2 separate regions of the Homo sapiens genome follow, and region 2 is linked to region 1. A link is a loop called in an ENCODE intact Hi-C map of the cell type or tissue named here. Cell type or tissue: ascending aorta. All regions are shown on one strand. Each heading gives the region's core, and the rest is flanking DNA. Links, peaks and the distances in the headings are about the cores only.

What was found. A loop is a pair of places that touch in the nucleus more often than their neighbours do. Peaks named below come from ENCODE experiments on the same cell type or tissue, not always from the same donor. Only the 100,000 strongest peaks of a DNase experiment are listed, where the experiment ranks them.
Region 2: a loop joins it to region 1, with 5 times the contacts of the local background. A loop is called at or near these places in 2 of 110 quality-filtered maps.

Annotation. Positions count from the first base shown.
Region 1 is chr3:20,250,569-20,262,110 of GRCh38, reverse strand. No RefSeq gene overlaps it. Among named protein-coding and RNA genes, the nearest start is that of SGO1, 70 kb to the right of the region's middle. In ascending aorta, for the core only: no CTCF peak of the experiment used is centred there; no DNase peak of the experiment used is centred there; H3K27ac peaks cover 1,524 bases.
Region 2 is chr3:20,302,141-20,313,682 of GRCh38, reverse strand. No RefSeq gene overlaps it. Among named protein-coding and RNA genes, the nearest start is that of SGO1, 120 kb to the right of the region's middle. RefSeq lists an enhancer at 1,669-2,170 and a silencer at 8,400-8,600. In ascending aorta, for the core only: no CTCF peak of the experiment used is centred there; a DNase peak (open chromatin) is centred at 2,852; H3K27ac peaks cover 1,515 bases.

The sequences.
Region 1 (11,542 bases), core at 1,865-9,864:
TACAAAAATTAATTCAAGATGGATTAAAGACTTAAACGTTAGACCTAAAACCATAAAAACCCTAGAAGAAAACCTAGGCATTACCATTCAGGACATAGGCATGGGCAAGGACTTCATGTCTTAAACACCAAAAGCAATGGCAACAAAAGCCAAAACTGACAAATGGGATCTAATTAAACTGAAGAGCTTCTGCACAGCAAAAGAAACTACCATCAGAGTGAACAGGCAACCTACAGAATGGGAGAAAATTTTCACAACCTACTCATCTGACAAAGGGCTAATATCCAGAATCTACAATGAACTCAAACAAATTTACAAGAAAAAAACAAACAACCCCATCAAAAAGTGGGCAAAGGATATGAACAGACACTTCTCAAAAGAAGACATTTACGCAGCCAAAAGACACATGAAAAAATGCTCATCATCACTGGCCATCAGAGAAATGCAAATCAAAACTACAATGAGATACCATCTCACACCAGTTAGAATGGCAATCATTAAAAAGTCAGGAAACAACAGGTGCTGGAGAGGATGTGGAGAAATAGGAACACTTTTACACTGTTGGTAGGACTGTAAACTAGTTCAACCATTGTGGAAGTCAGTGTGGCGATTCCTAAGGGATCTAGAACTAGAAATACCATTTGACCCAGCCATCCCATTACTGGGTATATACCCAAAGGACTATAAATCATGCTGCTATAAAGACACATGCACACGTATGTTTATTGCGGCACTATTCACAATACCAAAGACTTGGAACCAACCCAAATGTCCAACAATGATAGACTGGATTAAGAAAATGTGGCACATATACACCATGGAATACCATGCAGCCATAAAAAAGGATGAGTTCATGTCCTTTGTAGGGACATGGATGAAATTGGAAATCATCATTCTCAGTAAACTATCGCAAGGAAAAAAACCAAACACCACATGTTCTCACTCATAGATGGGAATTGAACAATGAGAACACATGGACACAGGAAGGGGAACATCACACTCTGGAGACTGTTGTGGGGTAGGGGGAGGGGGGAGGGATAGCATTAGGAGATATACCTAATGCTAAATGATGAGTTAATGGGTGCAGCACACCAGCATGGCACAGGTATACATATGTAACTAACCTGCACATTGTGCACATGTACCCTAAAACTTAAAGTATAATAATAATAATAATTTAAAAATGCCAAAAATAAATAAAATAAAATAAAATATCTTCATGTATAAAAAAATGCATCTATATTTGACTGTAATTTTTATTATTTAAGTGTAATTTTGATGATTTTAGCCTGTTGGACCTTACAGAATTAAAAACATACAAGGCACACAACTTTCCCTGGAAAAATATGCCATCTGTTTTGTTCTATACATCAATTGTCCACTTAAAATATTTAAGCACATATAGATAATTGTTTTTTAAATGATTTTTACATAAAATTATGAAAATAAACTAAAGATAAAAGATCAATGTAAAAGTCACAAAATGCTATATACTTTGCTAGTTAGAATCTATATACAATACCAAAAAATTACCAAATCAAGATTTAAAACAGAAATAACTAGCATGCATTCTGGAGAATTCAATGGAATAAAAACATCAGGGAAGATGGGGGTGTGGGAGAACCTTTTCGGGAATAATTACAACAATTAGGTAACTTTTCTATTATTAGACAATTAGATAACTTTTCTATTATTCAGTGGAGCCAGTGACATTCACAATTAAAATATTTTATCATGATTATTGATCACGTCTATACTCAGAACATAAGCACTGAGTATAAACAGGCATTTTTTTTAAAGAAACAGGTTTGATTACACTGAACTAAACATACAGATTGATATTGTTAACAAAAGCTGTCTGAAAATTATGGCTGAGATGTCTGGAATCTTAATTAAAATTCCAGAAAACCTGGAAAAGCTAAGAAATGAAAGGAAAAAATAAATAATTCTGTTTTCTGGCTAGCTCCCAAATACCAGCTTTCTTCATATGAGAATATGAGAGACACACAAGATATACTAGGTAACATGCTACTGAAACTTGAATAAGTAGTTTGCCTGAGTTCTTAAAGGTAAGGTCCCCCTGTAAGATGTATTTTCTGCTCACTCTATTTGCCCTGGTGGATCCTTTCACCATCCTGCACACACCCTTGGTCACTCTCTTCCTACCACTTAGCAAGAGAAAAAAAAGATCTAGCTGCAAATATATATGGCATACTTACCTCTGTTTCTTAGTTTCCATAGCCTGATTTTTTATTCTAAATTTCTACTTTTCTTTCTGTTTCTGACTTTCTGTAATCAAAGTCTCACTCTTTTATCTTGGAGAGCTGAAATGTCTGCACCATTTGTTGATCATGTCTGAGAACTATTTCTTAATAAATTATACTGAAATGGTTTACATTGATGGATGAATGCCCAGATTTATTTCCCTTGTGATCTATTGATTCTACAGGTTGTGGCATTAAAATTAGGGAAATAGAATCCTAAGACGTCAAAGCCAGATTTTTCACACAATATTTCCAAATAATTGAATATATTTATATTTATATTTAATATTTGTAATGTCTTTAGAGAAAAATGTATACACTGACAACAAAGAAATCATACTGGATTGAAGGGAGATTTCCCCACCATCTTATTTGCAAAACTCTATTACATTACTTCAAAGATAATCTTTCAGTTTTCTTTTTTTTTTCTGTTGGTAATCTACTAACTTAATAGGATCTGCTAGTCATACAATAATTTATACAAACACACTGATACTGGTTCTTAAAAAGTGAAGCTTTGGTTGGGTGTGGTAGCTCACGCCTGTAATCCCAGCACTTTGGGAGGCTGAGGCAGGCGGATCACGAAGTCAAGAGATTGAGACCATCCTGGCTAACAGGGTGAAACCCCATCTCTTCTAAAAATACAAAAATTAGCTGGGTGTGGTGGTGCGTGCCTGTAGTCCCAGCTACTTGGGAGGCTGAGGCAGGAGAATCACTTGAACCCAGGACGCGGAGGTTGCAGTGAGCCAAGATCGCGCCACTGCATTCCAGTCTAGCAACAGAGCAAGACGCAAGACTCTGTCTCAAAAAAAATAAAATAAAATAAAAAAGTGAAGCTTTGAACATTTCTGAAAGATGCCAAGCAACAGTATACACATTAATTCCTAAATTATGAATAGCTTGAGTTTGAAAGTATGCCAACATTCATCCATCCTAATGTGCAGTTTTCTTTTCCCTGGCATGCATGCAAGCACTGCTAAAGAGATGTATGCCTTTAAAGTGGTTTTACCAGCCCACGTGTCAACCAAGAGACAACCTCAGAATGTAATTGTCCACAATTTTACCACTTATTCAATTTAAATTACTAATATCCTTAGGCAAGAGGGCCAATCTACTGAACAAGGTTACCTTGGCTTAGTCAATGAAACTGTGAGGCCAAGAAAACCATGTCAGTCAAGTTCAAGGAATAACATTATAATTTAGTAAACTTTTTGGTGACTGGCAACACATCAACTGACAAGCATTTAATTACAATCTTCCTCCCAGTGGTATAAGGCAGATTCCTTAGGGCTAGGAATTCCTTATACTTGACTATTCACGGCCCATGTTCCCTTGGCTTGTTAACCCTGGGACTCAGAGCTTCCAAACTGTGGAATTATAAACAAACTTACTAGAAGCCTGAGTAACTGCATACCCCAAAATAAATCTAGGTTTGCATAAGGCTGCATATTATTTCATTTATACACCTATTCCCAAATATATTTAACTAATGCTCTATTTACAGATCTTCAGATTGATTCAAATATTTCACTATCATAGACAATGCTATAATGATTGTCTTTGGACCTTACTGTATATTTATCTAATTTTATTTTTGTAATAAAGTCAAGAAGTTGTAAATCTCTTGTTAGAGAATTACAATTACAATTATAAGAATTTGTACATTTTTCTTATTGATATTTAAGAGCTACCTATGTATTAAGGAATTTAAACCTTGTTATATTTTCTAATTTTCCATTTAAGCATTTTCTCATGTAAGCATTATTTAAAGCATAAATAATGCTTCAAAATTTTAGAAAATCATATTTGTTACCAATTGAAATAAAAAATTGCCAGATTAGGGCATTTGGTGGCTGCTCACCGGACCCCCTCCTTGGTGCTGGTCTTTGTGCCTGCCATTGGGTAACTTGCACATGGCCCTGCCTCATTCAGCCTTACCCATCTTGGTGTCCCACTATGGTGCTGAGCAAGGAGCTCACACCACTGTCTACTGAATGGATCAGCCTACTGCCTGAGGCAACAGAGAGCTTCACCTAGTAAACAAGGATGAGGTATATACCCATCCACATTGGCCTCATTTCATTTTTACCCATAAGCACCATCTACTAACCTGTAGGTCAAAAATACAGCCCAATATAAAAACGTGCTGACAGGGGTGCATAGGGCTATAGAAGCAAAGCCAAAAGACTCTACCCAACATTCTCTATAATCACAATCCTTAGGGAGTAGGGGGAAAGGGGGAAAAAAACTCAATAATATGATAAGGAAAGAGAGAAAGAAAAAAAATCCTATCCACACAAAAATAATTACAAAAATTAGAAGTACCAGTGTCTCCAGATGAGAAGGAACCAGAAGAAGAATCCTGGTATGAGAAATCTGAATGTTGCAATATTGACAGAGGATCACACTAGCTCCCCAGCAATGGTCGATAATCAAAATAGAAAGTCAGAAATTACAGACAAAAAATTCAAAGCATGGATTGCAAGGAAGCTAAATGAAATCCAAGATGAAGTTGAAAATTAACACAAAGAAACTTCTTTTTTTTTTGGAGACAAGGTCTCACTACTCTGTCACCCAGGCTGGAGTGCAGTGGCGTGATCTTGGCTCACTGCAGCCTCAACCTACTGGGCCCAAACAATCCTCCCACCTCAGCCTCCCGAATAGCTGAGACCACAGGCATCCACCACCACACCCAGCTAATTTTTGTATTTTTTTTATAGACATGAGGTTTCACCATGTTGCCCAGGCTGGTCTCGAACTTCTGAGGTCAAGCAATCCACCTTGGCCTCCCAAAGTGCTGGGATTACAGGTTTGAGCCACTGAGCCCAGCCAAGACAAAGAAACTTATAAAGCAACCGAGGAAATGAAGGAAGAGATGAACAACATAAAAAGAAATTAATCAGAGCTTCTGACACAGAAAAACTCAAGGAATTTCAAAATACAATGAAAAGCTTTATCAATAGACTAGATCAAGCAGAAAAATGAATTTCAAAACTTGAAGGCTGGTCTTGTGAACTAACCCAGTCAGACAGAACATTTAAAAAGAATTTTTAAAAATGAACAAAGTCTTCAAGAGGTACAGGATTATGTAAAGCAACCAAACCTATGAGTTATTGGCTTTTTCTAGAGAAAAAGAGAAAAGGTAAACAACCTGGAAAACATATTTCAGAGAATAACCAAAGAAAATTTCCCTAATCTTCCTAGAAAGGTAAACATTCACATATAAAAAAATTGAAAGAACACCTGAGAGATACCATACAAAATGAACATCATGAAGGTTTATAGTCATCAGACTATCCAAAGTCAACGCTAAAGAAAAAAATCTTAAAGGCAGCTGAGAAAAAGGTCAGGTCATGTACAAAGGGAACCCTATCAGGCTAATATCAAACTTCCTGGCAGAAACCTTACAAGCCAGAAGAAACAGGAGGCCTATTTACAGCATTCCTAAAGAAAAGAAATTCCAACCAAGAATGTCATATCCTGCCAAACCTAGCTTAATAAGCAAAGGAAAAATAAAATCATTTTTAGACAAGCAGTCATTAAGGGAATTCGCTAGCACTAGACCAACCTTACAAGTACTCTCAAGAGAGTTCTAAATGTGGAAATGAAAGAATAATACCTGTTACCACAAAAACAGACTTAGGTATTATGCATAGCCCAGACTCTACAAAGCAACGACAGGAAAGAAACTACAAAGTAACCACCCAAAAACTTCACAATAGGATCAGAACCTCACACATCAATATCAATCTTGAATGTAAATTGTTGCCATATTTAAAAGGCATTTTAAGTTGGATTAAAAAATAAAAAGGCCCATCTGTCTGCTGTCTTCAAAAGACCCATCTCACATGTAATGACACTCATAGACTCAAAGTAAAGTGTTGAAGATCTATCATGCAAATAGAAAACAAAAAAGAGCAAGGTTTGCTATTCTTATATTAGATAAACAAGACTTTAAACCAACAACAAGGAAAAAAAACAAAGAAGGGCATTAAATTATAATAAAGGGTTCAATTCAACAAGAAGACTTAATTACCCTAAATATATATGCCCCCAATATTGGAGCACTGGGATTTGTAAGACAGGTACTTCTAGACCTATGAAAAGACTTAGACAGCGACACAATATCAGTGGGGGACTTCAACACCCCACTGAAAGCATTAGATCATAAAGGGAGAAAACTAGCAAAAGAATTCTGAACTTAAATTCGACACTGGACCAATGGGACCTAATAGACATCTACAGACTCCTCCACCCATTAACCACAGAATACACATTCTTCTCATCTGCACAAGAAATATCCTCCAAGATTGATCATTATGCTCAGTCACAGAGCCAGTCTCAGAAAATGCAAAAAAAAAAAAGACAAAGAAATCACACCAACCATATTCTCAGCAAAAAGTGGAATAAAAATGGAAATCAATACCAAGAAGATCTCCCAAAATTACACAATTACATGGAAATTAAAGAAACTGCTCCTGAATGACTTTTGTGTAAACAACAAAATTAAGGCAGAAATAAAAAAAATGAAAACACAGACATAACATACCAAAATCTATGGGATGCAGGAAAAGCAGTGTTAAGAGGAAAGTTTATAGTGCTCAAGGAAGTTAGGAAGATCTTTGTTAAATGCTCTAACATCACACCTACAAGAACTAAAAAACAACGACAACAACAACAACAATAAAAACCCCAGGAACAAAGTGGCTGGCAAGATGGCCAAATAGAAAACAGCTCCAGTCTGCAGCTCCCAGTGAGATCAACGCAGAAGGCAGTGACTTCTGCATTTCCAACTGAGGTACCCAGTTCATCTCACTGGGACTGGTTGGACAGTGGGTGCAGCCCAAGGAGGGCGAGCCAAAGCAGGGTGGGGCATCGCCTCACCTGGGAAGCCTCACGGCGTCGGGGAATTCCCTCTCCCAGCCAAAGGAAGCCATTAGGGACTGTACTGTGCACTCTGGCCCAGATACTGCAATTTTCCCATGGTCTTCGAAACCCATAGACCAGGAGATTCCCTCTGATGCCTATGCCACCAGGGCCATGGGTGTCCAGCACAAAACTGAGCAGCCATTTGTGCAGACACCCAGCTAGCCACAGGAGTTTTTTTTTCATACCCCAGTGGCGCCTGGAATGCCAGTGAGACAGAACCGTTCACTCCCCTGGAGAGGGGGCTGGAACCAGGGAGCCAAGTAGTTCTGGCTTGGTGGGTACCACCCCCACAGAGCCCAGCAAGCTAAGATCGACTGGCTTGAAATTCTCACTACAAACACAGCAGTCTGAGCTTGACCTGGAACGCTAGAGCTTGGTGGGGGGAGAAGCGTCCGCCATTGCTGAGGCTTAAGTAGGCAGTTTTACCCTCACAATGTAAACAGAGTACCCGGGAAGTTCAAACTGGGCGGAGTCCTCCTCAGCTCAGCAAGGTGCTGAGGCCAGACTGCCTCTCTAAATTCCTTCTTGTCAGGGCACGACATCTCTGAAAAAAAACGCAGCAGCCCCAGTCACGGATTTATAGATAAAATCCCCACCTCCATGGGACAGAGCACCTGGAGGAAGGGGCAGTTGTGGGCACAGTTTCAGCAGACTTAAACATCCCTGCCTGGCAGCTCTGAAAAGAGCAGCATATCTCCCAGCACAGCATTTGAGCTCTGCTAAGGGTCAGACTGCCTCTGCAGGTGGGTCCCTGACCCCCATGTATCCTGATTGGGAGAGACATCTCCCAGTAGGGGCTGACAGACATCTCATACAGGAGAGCTCTGGCTGGCATCTGGTGGGTGCCCCTCTGGGACAAAGCTTCCAGAGGAAGGAGCAGCCGGAAATCTTTACTGTTCTGCAGCCTCGGCTGGTGATACCCAGGCAAACAGGGTCTACAGTGGACCTCCAGCAAACTCCAGCAGACCTATAGCAGAGAGACCTGTTAGAAGGAAAACTAACAAGCAGAAAGGAATAGTATCAACATCAGCATAAAGAACATTCACTCAGAGACCCCATCCAAAGGTCTCCGACTTCAAAGACCAAAGGTAGATAAATCCATAAAGATGAAGAGAAACCAGCACAAAAAGGCTGAAAATTCCAAAAACCAGAACGCCTCTTCTCTTCCAAAGGATCACAACTCCTCGCCAGCAAGGGAATAAAACAGGACAGAAAATGAGTTTGATGAATTGACAGAAGTAGGCTTCAGAAGGTGGATAATAACAAACTCCTCCAAGCTAAAGGAGCATGTTCTAACCCAAAGCAAGGAAGCTAAGAACCTTGAAAAAAGATTAGAGGAACTGCTAACTAGAATAACGAGTTTAGAGAAGAACATAAATGACCTGATGGAGCTGAAAAGCACAGCATGAGAACTTCGTGAAGCATACATAAGTATCAGAGCCGAATCGATCAAGTGGAAGAAAGGATATCACAGATTGAAGATCTACTTCATGAAATAAAGCATGAAGACAAGATTAGGAAAAGAAGAAATGAAAAGGAATGAAGAAAGCCTCCAAGAAATATGGGACTCTGTGAAAAGATAAAACCTGCATTTGATCGGTGTACCTGAAAGTGACTGGGAGAATGGAACCAAGTTAGTTCCATTCTCTTCAGGATATTATCCAGGAGAACTTCCCCACCCTAGCAAGACAGGCCAACATTCAAATTTAGGAAATAAAGAAAACACTACAAAGATACTCTTCAAGAAGAGCAACCCCAAGACACATAATCATCAGATTCACCAAGGTGGAAACGAAGGAAAAATTGTTAAGGACAGCCAGAGAGAAAGGTCAGGTTACCCACAAAGGGAAGCCCATCAGACTAACAGCAGATGGCTCTGTAGAAACCCTACAAGCTAGAAGAGAATCGGGGCCAATATTCGACATTCTTAAACAAAAGAATTTTCAAACCAGAATCTCATACCCAGTCAAATTAAGCTTCATAAGTGAAGGAGAAATAAAATCCTTTACAGACAAGCAAATGCTGAGAGATTTTGTCACCACCAAGCCTGCCTTACAAGAGCTCCTGAAGGAAGCACTAAACATGGAAAGGAACAACTGGTATAAGCCACTGCAAAAACATACCAAATTGTAAACACCATCGATGCTATGAAGAAACTGCATCAACGAATGGGCAAAATAACCAGCTTACATCATAATGGCAGGATCAAATTCACACATAACAATATTAACCTTAAATGTAAACAGGCTAAATGCCCCAATTAAAAGACACAGACTGGCAAATTGGATAAAAAGTCAAGACCCATCAATGTGCTGTATTCAGGAGACCCATCTCACATGCAAAGAAACACAAAGGTTAAAATAAAGGGATGGAGAAAGATCTACCAAGCAAATGGAAAGCAAAAAAAAAAAAAAAAAAAAAAAAAAAAGCAGGGGTTGCAATTCTAGTCTCTGATAAAACAGACTTTAAACCAACAAAGATCAAAAAAGACAAAGAAGGGCATTACATAATGGTAAAGGGATCAATTCAACAAGAAGAGCTAACTACCCTAAATATATATGCACCCAATATAGGAGCACCCAGATTCATAAAGAAAGTTCTTAGAGACCTACAAAGAGACTTAGAGTCCCACACAATAATAGTGGGAGACTTTAACACCCCAATGTCAATATTAGACAGATCAACGAGACAGAAAATTAACAAGGATATCCAGATTAAGAACAAAATCCCATTTACAATGGCCACAAAAATTAAAATACCTTTTAAAATATCTTTATTTTAGAATCCTTGTAGAGGTGAAAGATCTCTACAAGGAGAACTGTAAAACACTGCTGAAAGAAATCAGAGATGATACAAACAAGTGGAAAAGCATTTCATGTTCATAGATTGGAAGAATCAATATTATTAAAATGGTGATATGGTTTGGTCGTGTGTTCCCTCCATATGTCATGTTGAAATGTGATCCCCAGTGTTGAAGGTGGGGCCTAATGGGAGGTATTGGATCATGGGAGCTGATCCCTCATGAATGGCTTAGTGCCATCCTCTTGGTGGTGAGTGAGTTCTCATTCTGCTAGTTCACATGAGATCTACTTATTTAAAAGAATGTGGCACCTCCCCCCCTCACTCTCTTGCTCCTACTCTTACCATGTAATGCACAAGGTCTCCTTTCACCTTCTACCATGGTGGTAAGCTTCCTGGGGCCCTCACCAGAAGGAGATACTGACACCACACTTCCTGTACAGCAATCAGAACTGTGAGCCAATTAAACCTCCCTTGTTTATAATCCAGTCTCAGGTATTCCTTTGTAGCAAGGCAAAATTGGACTAACACAGAAAATTAGTAACAAGGAGTGGGATATTGCTATGAACATACCCAAAGATGTGGAAGCAGTTTCGGACTGGGTAATGGGCTGAGGTTGGAAACATTTGAAGATCTCAGAAGAAGACAGGAAGATGAGGGAAAGTTTGGAACTTCTTAGCAACTTGTTAAGTGGTTGTGACCAAATGCTGATAGAGATATGGACCATAAAGTCCAGGTTGTTGAGGTCTCAGATGGAAATAAGAAACCTTTTGGGAACTGGAACAAACGTCACCCATGTTACACCCTAGCAAAGAACTTGGCTGCATTGTGTCCATGCCCTGGGAATCCATGGAAGTTTGAACTTAAGATTGATGAGCTAGGGTATCTGGCAGAAGACATCTCTAAGCAGCGAAGCATTCAAAAGATGACTTGGTTGCTTCTAACAGCCTAAATTAGATATAAGGACAAATAAGAGACTTAAAGTTGGAACTAATATTTAAAAGGGAAGCAGAATGTAAACATTTGGAAAACTTGCAGCCTGGTCCTGTGGTAAAGAAAGAATCCAAGCAGGCTGCATTGAAACCACTTGCTAAAGAGATTAGCATGACTAAAAGGGAGTCCAGTGCTAGTATCCAAGACAATGGGAAAAAGGCCTCAAAGGCATTTCAGAGATCTTAGAGACAGCCTCTCTCATCACAGGCCCAGAGGCCTGGAAAGAAAGAATAATTTGGGGAGCCAGGTCCATGGCCCCATTGCCCTGCACAGCTTCAGGACATTGCTTCCTGCATCCCAGCCTCTCCTGCTCCAGTCACAGCACAAAGCGGCCCAGGTACAGCTCTGGCCACCACTCCAAAGGGCACAAGTGGTAAGGCTTGGTGGCATCCAGATGGTGTTAAAGCCTGCAGGAACACAGAATGCAAGAGTGAAGAAGACTTGGCAGCTTCCCCCTATATTTCAGAGGATGTATCATAGGGGCAAAGCCCACATAGAGAAATTCTATAAGGGCAATGACAAGGGGAAATGTGGGGTTGGAGTCCCATTGCAGACTC
Region 2 (11,542 bases), core at 2,398-10,397, 51 kb before region 1:
ATCAATCAGCTCTTTGCAGACAAAGTTAGCTGTCTTCAGAATCCATATTTTTCCTTTTTATGGAAAAGTAGGATGTTTCTCTTTTTTTCATTATTTTTGAAAATTTGTAAGTTTTCTTAATTATGCAATGACTTGAACAAAATTTCCACAATTGCAAAGTGGAGAGTAAAATAGTCTTTGAGCACCTAATATTTGTCAGACACTACTAGCCACATTTGTACATGCCATTTCATCTAGTTTTAAGCAGATTGCTTTTCCAAATGTGCTGCAATATAATTCCACTAAGTCTGAAGTCTTGAGTTTATCTAAAAGACCAACTCTGGGGATCAAAATAAATATCTCAGGTAGTAATTTCAGTATATACAGACATTAATTAATTTCACATATTCAACAAATATCTATAAGTTGCCTATTATGTGCATGCAAGGTGCTCTGTATTCACCAGTGAAGGTGGCGGGCACTGGCGCCCACCCACCTGGAGTGTACTGCCCATTACTGTATGATGTAATAAGAAACTCACAAACTTTAGCACCAAAGCCACCAGGATTTGAATGAGGGCTCAACTACGTAGTACCTGTGTGGCGATTAGAAAATTACTAAACTTCTCTGGAACATAATTTTTGAATCTGCAAGTGGGACTAATACCACTCACCTCCGAGGGCTGTTGTGAGGTGTGACAGAATTCATGTAAAGTGCCTGACCAGTGGTAGAGTGTTAGTTCCTTTCTGACCCTTATGTGATTTGACCTAAAAATTATAGACCTGTCCTCAATCCCCTTCTCTTTTTTAAGCCAAGAGAAGAGTGCAAAATTCTAAACATGATACTTAAAATAATTAGATTGCATGTTTCCTAAAATAGAGAAAATCTACTTTTATAGTCTTTTGGAAGATTCCAGACCCACAGCCCTAGTCTCATTTTCCTTCATGACTTTTGGACATTTATGTGGTGGTGGTAACCAGCCTCCATGATGGCTCTTAACAATCCCCATCTCCTGACATTCACACCTTTTGTCATATAATAAATGTGTCTGATCTGTGTAACCAGAGAATGTTGTGAAAATGACTGTGTGACTTCCTACATTAGGTCATGAACATTGTGGGTTTTACTTTGCTCTCTCCTGGATCACTCGCTCTGGGGGGCAGCCAGCTGCCATGTTATGAGGACACTCTATCAGCCCTATGGAGAGTCCCCATGGCAAGGACTGAGGCCTCCTTTCCAAAACCAGCACTAACCTGTCATCCACACAGAAGCAGATCCGTTAGTCCCAGAATGTCCTTCAGCCCAGCAGACAACTTGACAGCAACCTTATGAGAGACCAAGTCAGAACCACCCAGCTAAGTCACTTCCTGTGTGAGATGAGAAATGTTTATTGTTTTAAGCTAAGTTCCAGGGTAACTTGTTTGTTATTCATCAATAGATATGTAGTACATATGTAATAGTCCAGGTGAAAAGCCAAAAATGGAAAAAAGCCAAGTGTTTTTCACAGGCTGAAATACGTGATGCAAAGACATGTCTCCTGTTTTCCAACACAATTCAGGAGTCGACATTCTTTTTTTTTTTTTTTTTTTTTTGGAGACGGAGTCTCGCACTTTCGCCCAGGCCGGACTGCAGTGGCGCTATCTCGACTCACTGCAAGCTCCGCCTCCCGAGTTCACGCCAGTCTCCTGCCTCAGCCTCCCGAGTAGCTGGGACTACAGGCGCCCGCCACTGCGCCCGGCGAATTTTTTGTATTTTTAGTAGAGACGGGGTTTCACCGTGTTAGCCAAGATGGTCTCAATCTCCTGACCTCGTGATCCGCCCGCCTCGGCCTCCCAAAGTGCTGGGTTACAGGCGTGAGCCACCGCACCTGGCCCAGGAGTTTATTTCATAGAAGTTTGTTGTTGTTATTTTTTCTTTTTGGCTTTGGTTTATGCGTTACTGACACAAAACTAGTGGCATAATAAAAAGGGACACACTGATCATGAAAAACTAGGACCTAAAAATGTTAGAAATGTTTGCAAGGAACTAGCCCCAGCCTTGTAAATGTAATCTATTATCTCACCAGGAAATAGGGCAGAAATGCAGTTTTTGGTTTTAGGAAGTTCAAAAGATACAATATAGACTCTTTCTGAAGTAAAAATACAAAATAGCCCACCAAAAAACACTGCTTTCTTTCTGCAAGCGAAACTCCATGCATTTGGTAGCTGAGTCTTTTCATATGCCGTAATATTATCTGATAAACATATGGGCACAAAAAATTTAAAAGGCACAGACTTTATCTTCATGAAAGACAGAGATTAAAAGTTGAAATTAAAGAATCTGAAAACGGGTGGAATCGTGTGAAATAAACACAGTTTTCCATAAACATATATCTGTTTAGCTAAATTTAGCTTTCCATTAAATTCTAAGAGATTAAAGTCATAATTCTCAAGTTCTTCCGTTATTCTCTTCTTTTTTTTGTACTTTATTTTCAAGCCCTCTGCATATTCCATCTACCTACATATCCATACACACCTTATGTGTGCACATACCCTTTTCCTTCTTTGCAATACCTATAAATTTCCATATCTCAACAAAGAAAGCGGGAAAATCCAAATTCTTTGGTCAAAGTCAGCATGTCAGTCAGCAAAAGTTAAGTCTAAAGTTAAATTTAAGCAAAAATCTGTATCACCCAATACAAACACTGTAAGTGGCCTTATTTTAGTTCTCACAAGAGAACACGCATCCCTTTGGTTCTTTTTAAACTGGTTTCCATGTTTACAGAATGAGGCTGCTTAGTTGTGCACATCCCAAGAGACTTAGCTAATCCTGTACTTGCTGTTCACACAGCCACATTCCCATCACTGTGTCAAAGCCCAGAGCCACCCTGGAGAATTCTCCCATAGGCCCTCCAAAAGTTGCAGCTGGCGCAGCTTATCTTAGAGCCTCACTTACAGAGAAGGTATTGCGAAGTTGCTACAAAGTGCTTATTAGTTTCTATGACAACTGCAGCCCACAATTTAGTTTGGAAAATATCCTTTCAGTGTAAGAAATGAATAGAAACTTTCACCAACAAAGATTTTCTTCTGACTCATAGACACCAAGCCTAAATTCAGTTCTACTACCACCAACTTTTTTAAATATTCAATTCTATTTCTTAACCCCAGCTGCCATCCCAAACCCAAATTATTCTAACAAAGTAGTCTAATTGTTATTTCCCCTATTTACCTAAAGGTAATATTCAGATTAAACTATTTAGGACATGGGGATTTAAATTTTACACATTAACCTTTCAGGATCTTTTTTAAAAGTTTCATAGTAACAGTTCAAAATCTTAATCTCCTTGTAATCATCAGCTCATTCACTGAAGTTTCTTATTTAAATCATTATTCCCAAATTATTGTTATTGATCTACAAACAAGCAGATTGGATTGAGATGAAATGCAAAAAAAAAAAAAGCATAAGATTATGTTAGGGCAATTCAAACCTCAAGTTCAAATATTTAGGTGGCAAACAGCATGGTGGCTGGTACTACTTTGAAAAATGTTTTACTGCTTCATCCTTCTATTTAGATATTTGAAATATTAAAATATTTGAGTGGAGAGAAAGAGGTAAAGTATGATTCTGTTTAGAATTTGCAGGTCTTCCATTGTTGGAGAAAGAATTCAAGTGTCAGATATTACTGGAGATACTAAAATTTTTTATCTTCACTTCGGGTTTTATTTATTAAGAGTTTTTAGTCGATTTTACTTTTTATGCCTGTTTACAACAAACCATAAGATAGCTCCATTTCAAAGTTATCTGTTTCCACTGCCACCCTGTACCATAGACTTTAAGTGATTGGATACATGTCTTATCCAGCCTATATGAAGAAAAAAACATCCTTCATATAGCACTGTTTTCTAAGATGCACGTGTTTAGGTCTTTCTAAATCAGTATAAAATGCAGTTGAAGAAAATTATCTTTTTAAACATTTTATGAAGTCTTGTCACAACAAAACCTAAAATCTGAGCAATACTAAAAGAGAGGACACTGTGATAAAGAATCACTGAAGTCTCTGGACTTTCTATTATAAAAGTGGTTCTCTTTCAAGATGAGCTTTCACTTTAAAAAAAAAAAAAAACAAAATCAAAGGAGATCTAACAAAGAAAGACCTGCAGATTCTAAAACAGAATCACAGAGAACTGGGCCATATTAATAGCAATGCAGTGTAATTGAGTGCATCTAAAAGATACTATTGTTTGCATTTTCCCTGGTTTGTTAAAATAACTCTACATGAATGGGATGGCCATTCTTAGAGCTCCACAACATTCATGCCACTTCAGCACAGGAGCAATCAAATATGTCAAAACAATATTAAAATAATTCTCCAGTATCTTTGACCTGGGTTTCAGATGCTAGAATGGCCAAATCCACACAGGAGCCTCCCTCAGGTTCTAGCAGTGAGAGTCCAATTCTGCCATCAATAACTAAAAAATGGCCACCAAATCTCCCCAAGCAGTGCTTCTCAAACTGTACTGTATATCAGATGAAGGTGGAGAGCTTGAAACACAAATATTTCTCGGCCCCACCTTCTGAGTTTTTCATTCAGTAAGTCTGGGGTGAGATTTGAGAATATATTTCCAGGTAACACTGATGCTATTAGTCTGGGGACCAATGGAAGTGGCAGGGGAGCAGCAAATTCTACATAGCTTTAGAAGGTACACTGTATAGACCAGTAGTTCCCAACTTTGGTTGCATAGCAGAAATACCTGGGGAGCTTTTTAAACTCTCAGCACTCAGGCCCCCAACCCAGGCAGCACAAATCCTAATTTGGGGAGGGTCAGCCCATATATCAATAGCTTTTAAAGGCCCCTTAGTCCTTAGGTGATTCCAACATACAGCCAAAATTGAAAACAAGAAAAGACCCTATAGCAATAGTTCTCAACCTTGACTATTTCCCTAGAATCACCAGGGAAGCATCAGGGAAACATTTTTAAATCCTAATGCCAGGTTTCCACTCCCAAACATTCCAGGAAGAAAGATTTTAAAAGTTCTTGACTGATTCTAATGTGCATCAAAATTTGGAAACCACTGAATCCTAGCTAACTTAATTTTTTTTTCTTTTTTTTTTTAATTTTGAGATGGAGTCTTGTTCTGTCACCCAGGCTGGAATGCAGTGGCGTGATCTTGCCTCACTGCAACCTCCACCTCCAGGGTTTAAGTGATTCTCCTGCCTCAGCCTCCTGAGTAACTGGCATTATAGGCACTTGCCACCGCACCCAGCTAATTTTTGTATTTTTAGTAGAGACAGGGTTTTGTCATGTTGGCCAGGCTGGTCTTGAACTCCTGACCTCAAGTGATCCACCCACCTCGGCCTCCCAGAGTGCTAGGATTATAGGCGTGAGCCACAGTGCCCGGCCTAACTTAAATTTTCACATTATATGTTTTTTAAAAGCAATTTACCTGAAGTCATAAAGTCATCATAATCAAGTTAAAGTTATTAATGTATTTTTTCAAATTCAAACATTTTAAAAATAATTTTTAATTAAGCATTACAAATAAATTGAAAATAGGAAAAAATATGTATTACACTAGATGCATTGTTAAAGTCAAGTAATAATTGTGGTTTTCTTTTAGGTATAATTTACATAGGTATAATTTTCTTTTAGGTGTAATTCGTCTTTTTAAATGTACAGTTCTATAAGTTTTGACAAATACAGACAACACTAAAACCAAGGTGTAAGAAAGTTTCAGCTGAGTATGGTGGCTCACGCGTCTAATCCCAGCACTTTGGGAAGTGAAGCAGATAGACTGCTTGACCTCAGGGAGTTCAAGACCAGCCTGGGCAACATTGTGAAACCGCATTTCTACAAGAAATAGAAAAATTAGCCTGACATAATAGCATGTGCCCATGGGCCCAGCTGCTTGGGTGGCTAAGGTGGGAGGATTGTTTGACCCTAGGAGGTCAAGGCTGCTGTGAGCTGTGAGCATGCCACTGCACTCCAGCCTGGGTGACAGAGCAAGACCCTGTCTCAAAAAAAAAAAAAAAGAGTTTCATCACCCTAAGAAAATTCTCTTATGACCCTTTGAAAGCAGTTTTGATCAGAATTTTCTGCCAACTTCCTCTACCCTATACCCAGTTGGTTGCACAATTGTTTTCCTTGTCCCAGCAAAGGGAGATGCATGAAACAATGGTTACAGAAGAGGATGTTGGTGTCCCTCTGTGTTGTACTGGGCAAGCTTAGCCACTATGAGGACATAGAAATAGATTTGAATCAAAACATAAATTATTATATATGTGTCTAATATTAAAATGGAATTAGATCAAGCATAATTAAATTTAAATCTAGAGCATTATGTTTAAAAAGATGTGAACTGGTCACCTTTTGTGGATGCTAGAGAAAGTTACTATTTTGAAAACTGATGAGAAAAAGAAATGAGAATTCATCCTCCTCTCTTTTATTAACTCTGCCATTTGATAACCAAATAGTAGATGCGAGGAGTTTCTCTTTATTGAGGCATTGAAATATCATTCTGTTGCAACTCTTAATGAACTGAGGATCAATTAATGATGTTCAAAGATGGCTAATATCACAAAACGAAGAGAAAATCATGCATTATGTTCCTGCAGATGGGAAAACAACACACCATATAAAATTTTTAAATGAAACTTGAATCTGATCAAACCTCTAGGTCCAACTACCATTTCATAGGAAATACGGGGGACATGGAAACATGTTAAACTGCACCACAGGAACGCAGTCAGGGAACGTGAAACTGCAGGAAACTCTAAGAGATAAATGATCCAGTTTCTTTGACAAATAAATTCTGAGAAAGAGACAGAGATGAAGGGGGAACTTATGGATTTTAAAAAGATGTAGAATACTTATCCTAATCACCTATAGTATGTGAATCTTATTTGGATACTAACTCAAGCAATCATCAAACTTAATAATATTTATGTGAAAACTGGAAATGTGGATACAGATGACATCTAATAAGGAAATTTTTAAAATCTGTGTAATTTTTTCAATATGCTGATGGTCTACAGTAATGTTTTTAGAAGAGGGGCTTATCTTTTAGAGACAGGTACTGTAATATTTATGAATAGAGTGATATTACGTCAGAGATTTGTTTGAAAATAATACTGATGTAGGGAAAGTGAGTGGGGTAGAAAAGAAACAAGATTGGCCATAAATGCATAATTGTTAAACCTGGATCATGGGCTCAGGAGAATTTATTACATTGTTTTGCTTACTTTGGTTTATGTATATATGAAATTTGCCACAGTAAAAATTCAGAATGAAAATAAAAGGCAAAAAAGACTTCTATCCAAATGGCAATGAAGCCATCTCATTGTCTGGGGTGCCACCCAAAGTTCTTTGTCTTGTGGCCAAGGAAATCAAGGATGCAGACACTCCAAGGGTGAGGTTAGAGCAGACGTTTAATAAGTGAGAGAAAGAGAGAAAGCCCTCTGCCACAGAGAGGGGTCCCAAAAAATGGTTGCCATTTCACAGTGAAATACAAGGGTTTTTATAAACAAGCTAGTGGGGAGGGGGTATCTCATCTACATAAGGCACGAAAAACCAGTTAGAACTAGGTGTGTCATTTGCATAGGGTGAGAGTCTCTGGCAGCCCCTACCCCAACCTTTTATTGCACAGGCAGGTTCTTGGCCTAAGTAACTTCATGTTGCTTATGTTTTTTACTGTGCATGTGTTAAGGGGGCAGAATCCTCCACGGTGGACATGCCTGGCCAAAAGTAGTTCCTCTTACAGGTGCAGATGCAGGCACCCCTGCCTCATGCAAGCTTCCTTATCTGAGAATGTCCAAAAAGGAAAGGAAAGTGCTCACTAGGGCCCACTGTGCTTACTGGGGCCCACCAAATGGATGTGAAGATTGCTGATTACACAGGAGGGTCCCTCTCTGTGTTGGAACTTGCTCCTTATCTACGTTTGCAGCCCCATCTTCCAGGCTGCTCTTTGTTAGAGAAGGAATTCTGCCAAGGACTCTTTGCCCTAACTATCTGCCTAGCTAGTTCCTTTCTTCCTTCTCTCTCAGCAATAACAGGATTATTAATAAGAGCCCAAAACTGGGGGGAAAAAACATCAATCAGTAATGGATAAACAAAATGTGGTGCATCCTCTCTGCCTACGGTGGTCTAATCTATATGGTTTTACAACCTAGAATAGCACTGTCCATGAGCCTCTATCCAAAGGCTGAAATGTGACGATTCTAGACAGAGCTGCCTGCTCAATAAAACAGTTCCCATTGTACTCAACACAGTATCCATCAAACATTTTTCTCACTGAATGGTGAAAAAAGAGTACAAGAACTCTGAAATATAGAAGGTCTAAGGTCTTCCAACATCCTACATTTAAAGGTAAATAATGTGATGCTGATTTATAGTATTTTTTTTTGTAACACTGTGATATGGTTTGGCTGTGTCCCCACCCAAATCTCAACTTGAATTCCCAGCTGTTGTAGGAGAGACCTGGTGGGAGGTAATTGAATCATGGGGGCAAGTCTTTCCCTGCTGTTCTCATGATAGTGAGTAAGTCTCAAAAGATCTGATGGTTTTATAAAGAGGAATTCCCCTACACAAGCTCTCTTTCTTTGCCTGCTGCCATCCATGTGAGACATGACTGGCTCTTCCTTGCCTTCTGCCATGATTGTGAGGCTTTCTCAGACACGTGGAACTGTGAGTCCAGTCAAACCTCTCTCTTTTGTAAATTGTCCAGTCTCGGGTAGTCTTTATCAGCAGCATGAAAATGGACTAATAAACACTAAAAGTAGATCTATTTTAAATCTTGTTTCCTTAAATCTCTGGGCAATCCTGGATTAATCAAATACACTGAAAAACTCTAGTGCATTGCCTGAATATCTAAATGCCCTAAACAGTGACACAATAAGAGATCCTTTAGTGAGAAGTTATTTGGGGGGATTTCAGAGAGCATTAAAAGAGACATGTTTTAGTATGAGGGTAGTGGTTCTTAGAACCTCTCAAGAAACAGAAGGTAGCATCAGACATGTTAATACACAAGGCTCTCAGAAAATAATATGGTTAAGAAATATGTTTCCATTTCACATGTTCTTGGGGATCATCATCTCTCTAATATCATTAACAAGGACAATAAGAAGATACAAAATCAACTGTCAGGGACAAATCTAATTAAATTCATATCTAAATTAGGACATAAATAAAGGTGGAAGCTGGGCACATTGGCACATACTTGTAAGCCCACCTACTCAGGAAACTGAGGCAGAAGGATCACTTGAGTCCAGGAGTTCAGTGCCAGCCTAGGACACAGCAAGACCCTGTCTCTAATAAATAAAAGGTGGAGGCCAGGTGCAGTCACTTACACCTGTAATCCCAGCACTTTGGTAGGCCGAGGCAGGTGGATCACTTGAGGTCAGGAGTTCCAGACCAGCCAGGCCAATGTGGCAAAGCCCCATATCTACTAAAAATACAAAAATTCACCAGGCATGGTTGCGGACACCTGTAATCCTAGCTACTCAGGAGGCTGAGGCAGGAGAATCACTTGAATCCAGGAGGTGGAAGTTGCAATGAGCTGAGATTGCATCACTGCACTCCAGCCTGGGCAACACAGCAAGACTCCATCTCAAAAATAAAATAAAATAAAAGGTGGAGAGTAAGCTCCTTATATTTGAAATACATAGTAACAAATACATTTTTAAATGTATTTAAAAATCAAAATTTCTTTTAAATCAAATCCCTCCATCACTACCTATTTATAAAACTGTAAGGCACATTTAATATTACATCTCAGTAAGAGTGCTTGCTTGTGAGTACACAGACAGGGAGTTCAGCTTGAATTCTATCATGCAGTTGCCCGCTTTTTACACATGAAATCAGAAGGACATTTCAACGTAATTTCCACTGTGCTGCAGAATTAAATCAATCAACATTATACCTGATTCATAAACCAACATTAAGCAAAGCTATTAAACAAAGTTTATTGCTCAAATTTTAATAGTGACCATATAGAACTATTTCTTTTTGTTTTTTTTGTTTTGTTTTGTTTTGTTTTTGTTTTTGAGATGGAGTCTCTCTCTGTCACCCAGGCTGGAGTGCAATGGTACGATCTCGGCTCACGGCAACCTCCACCTCCCAGGTTCAATAGATTCTCCTGCCTCAGCCTCCCGAGTAGCTGGGACTATAGGCGCGTGCCACCGGGCCCAGCTAATTTTTCTGTACTTTTAGTAGAGACAAGGTTTCACCGTGTTGGTCAGGATGGTCTTGATCTCCTGACCTCGTGATCTACCCACCTCAGCCTCCCAAAGTGCTGGGATTACAGGTGTGAGCCACTGTGCTCGGCCATATAGAACTATTTCTAACTTCCTGGTCAGGTTAGAGAAGTTAGCACTTTCCAGAATATAACACAAAAGGCATGTCAGAGACCAAGACAAGCAAGGTCTGAGATCTGAATACTTTCAAAAAAGACTACTTGTCTCTCTGCTTCTCAGGCCCTGATTCTCAAGTTTTAGAATTGACCAGCTACTCTTTCTTCAATTTCTGAACAGCTACTCCCTCTATCATCCTTCTTCTCTGAAATCAATTACTGGTTTCACAAATTTTAATAAAGATGAATTAAAATTGATGTTAGTTTTAGAAACTAGACTGAGAATTTTCCCGTATCCCTTCAGATAATTAGAGGTACCCGAGAGTGTTAGAATTCACTGCTTGAGGGATTTTCTCAGCCAAAAATAAACATATGGTATAGGGGGCTGTTTCTTGGCAGGAAACTGCTGTCAACAAGCTCATAGGGACCTGTCATCAGGGCCCCGCACAGCCAGTGGGACGACGTGTAATATTGGCTGGCTACCTGCTCCCTCGAGCAAGTGGAAAGTAACTCTTCTGCCTTTTTGCCACAACCCTGTATATTAAACAGATGCAACTTATTTCCAAAGAGTACTTTGCTTGTGAAATTAACATTGAAAACATCGAAAGTGAAAACGCACAGGGTCAGCAGGTAGTTGGTTAAGATTCAAGCATTAACATTTACGCAAAATGGAAGCCAGTTAGGCAAAATCCAGGAACGAATATCTAGATGTAGGTATGTTCATTTTATTAACTTACAGGAATATATACTACAAGTCATATGCCAGCAATATTTTTAGTATAAAATAAAAAAGACAAATCTGTGGATTTGATGGATTCTCTGAGAGTTTCGCATGTGAAGGTGGATGAGTGCAGTTGGAAATCTCCAGTGCACTCTAAATTGAAGCTTGATGCCAATAAACCTGTCACTTGCGTAAATTTTAAAAGGGTGGCCTCTTCCTATGCACTGATGTATATAAACACAATATGGATATTGCTCTATGTGGGTACAGTAATAAAACTCAGCTTGTAACTGTGTCAACCCCAGTGGTCATGTAGTGGGGAGCAATTTTAAAATATTCATTCCTTGCTCCAATTAGAATTAATCAAAAAGTGTGGGTGTGCACGGTTTTGATACAACTATGGTAATATAAATAACTGGTAAAGATGAGTTACAGTTACTCATACACATGGTGGATTTAAAATTTGTTAGTAATTTCATTGAAACTCCTTTCTTGAAAAGGAGCCTATGCCAAGCACAG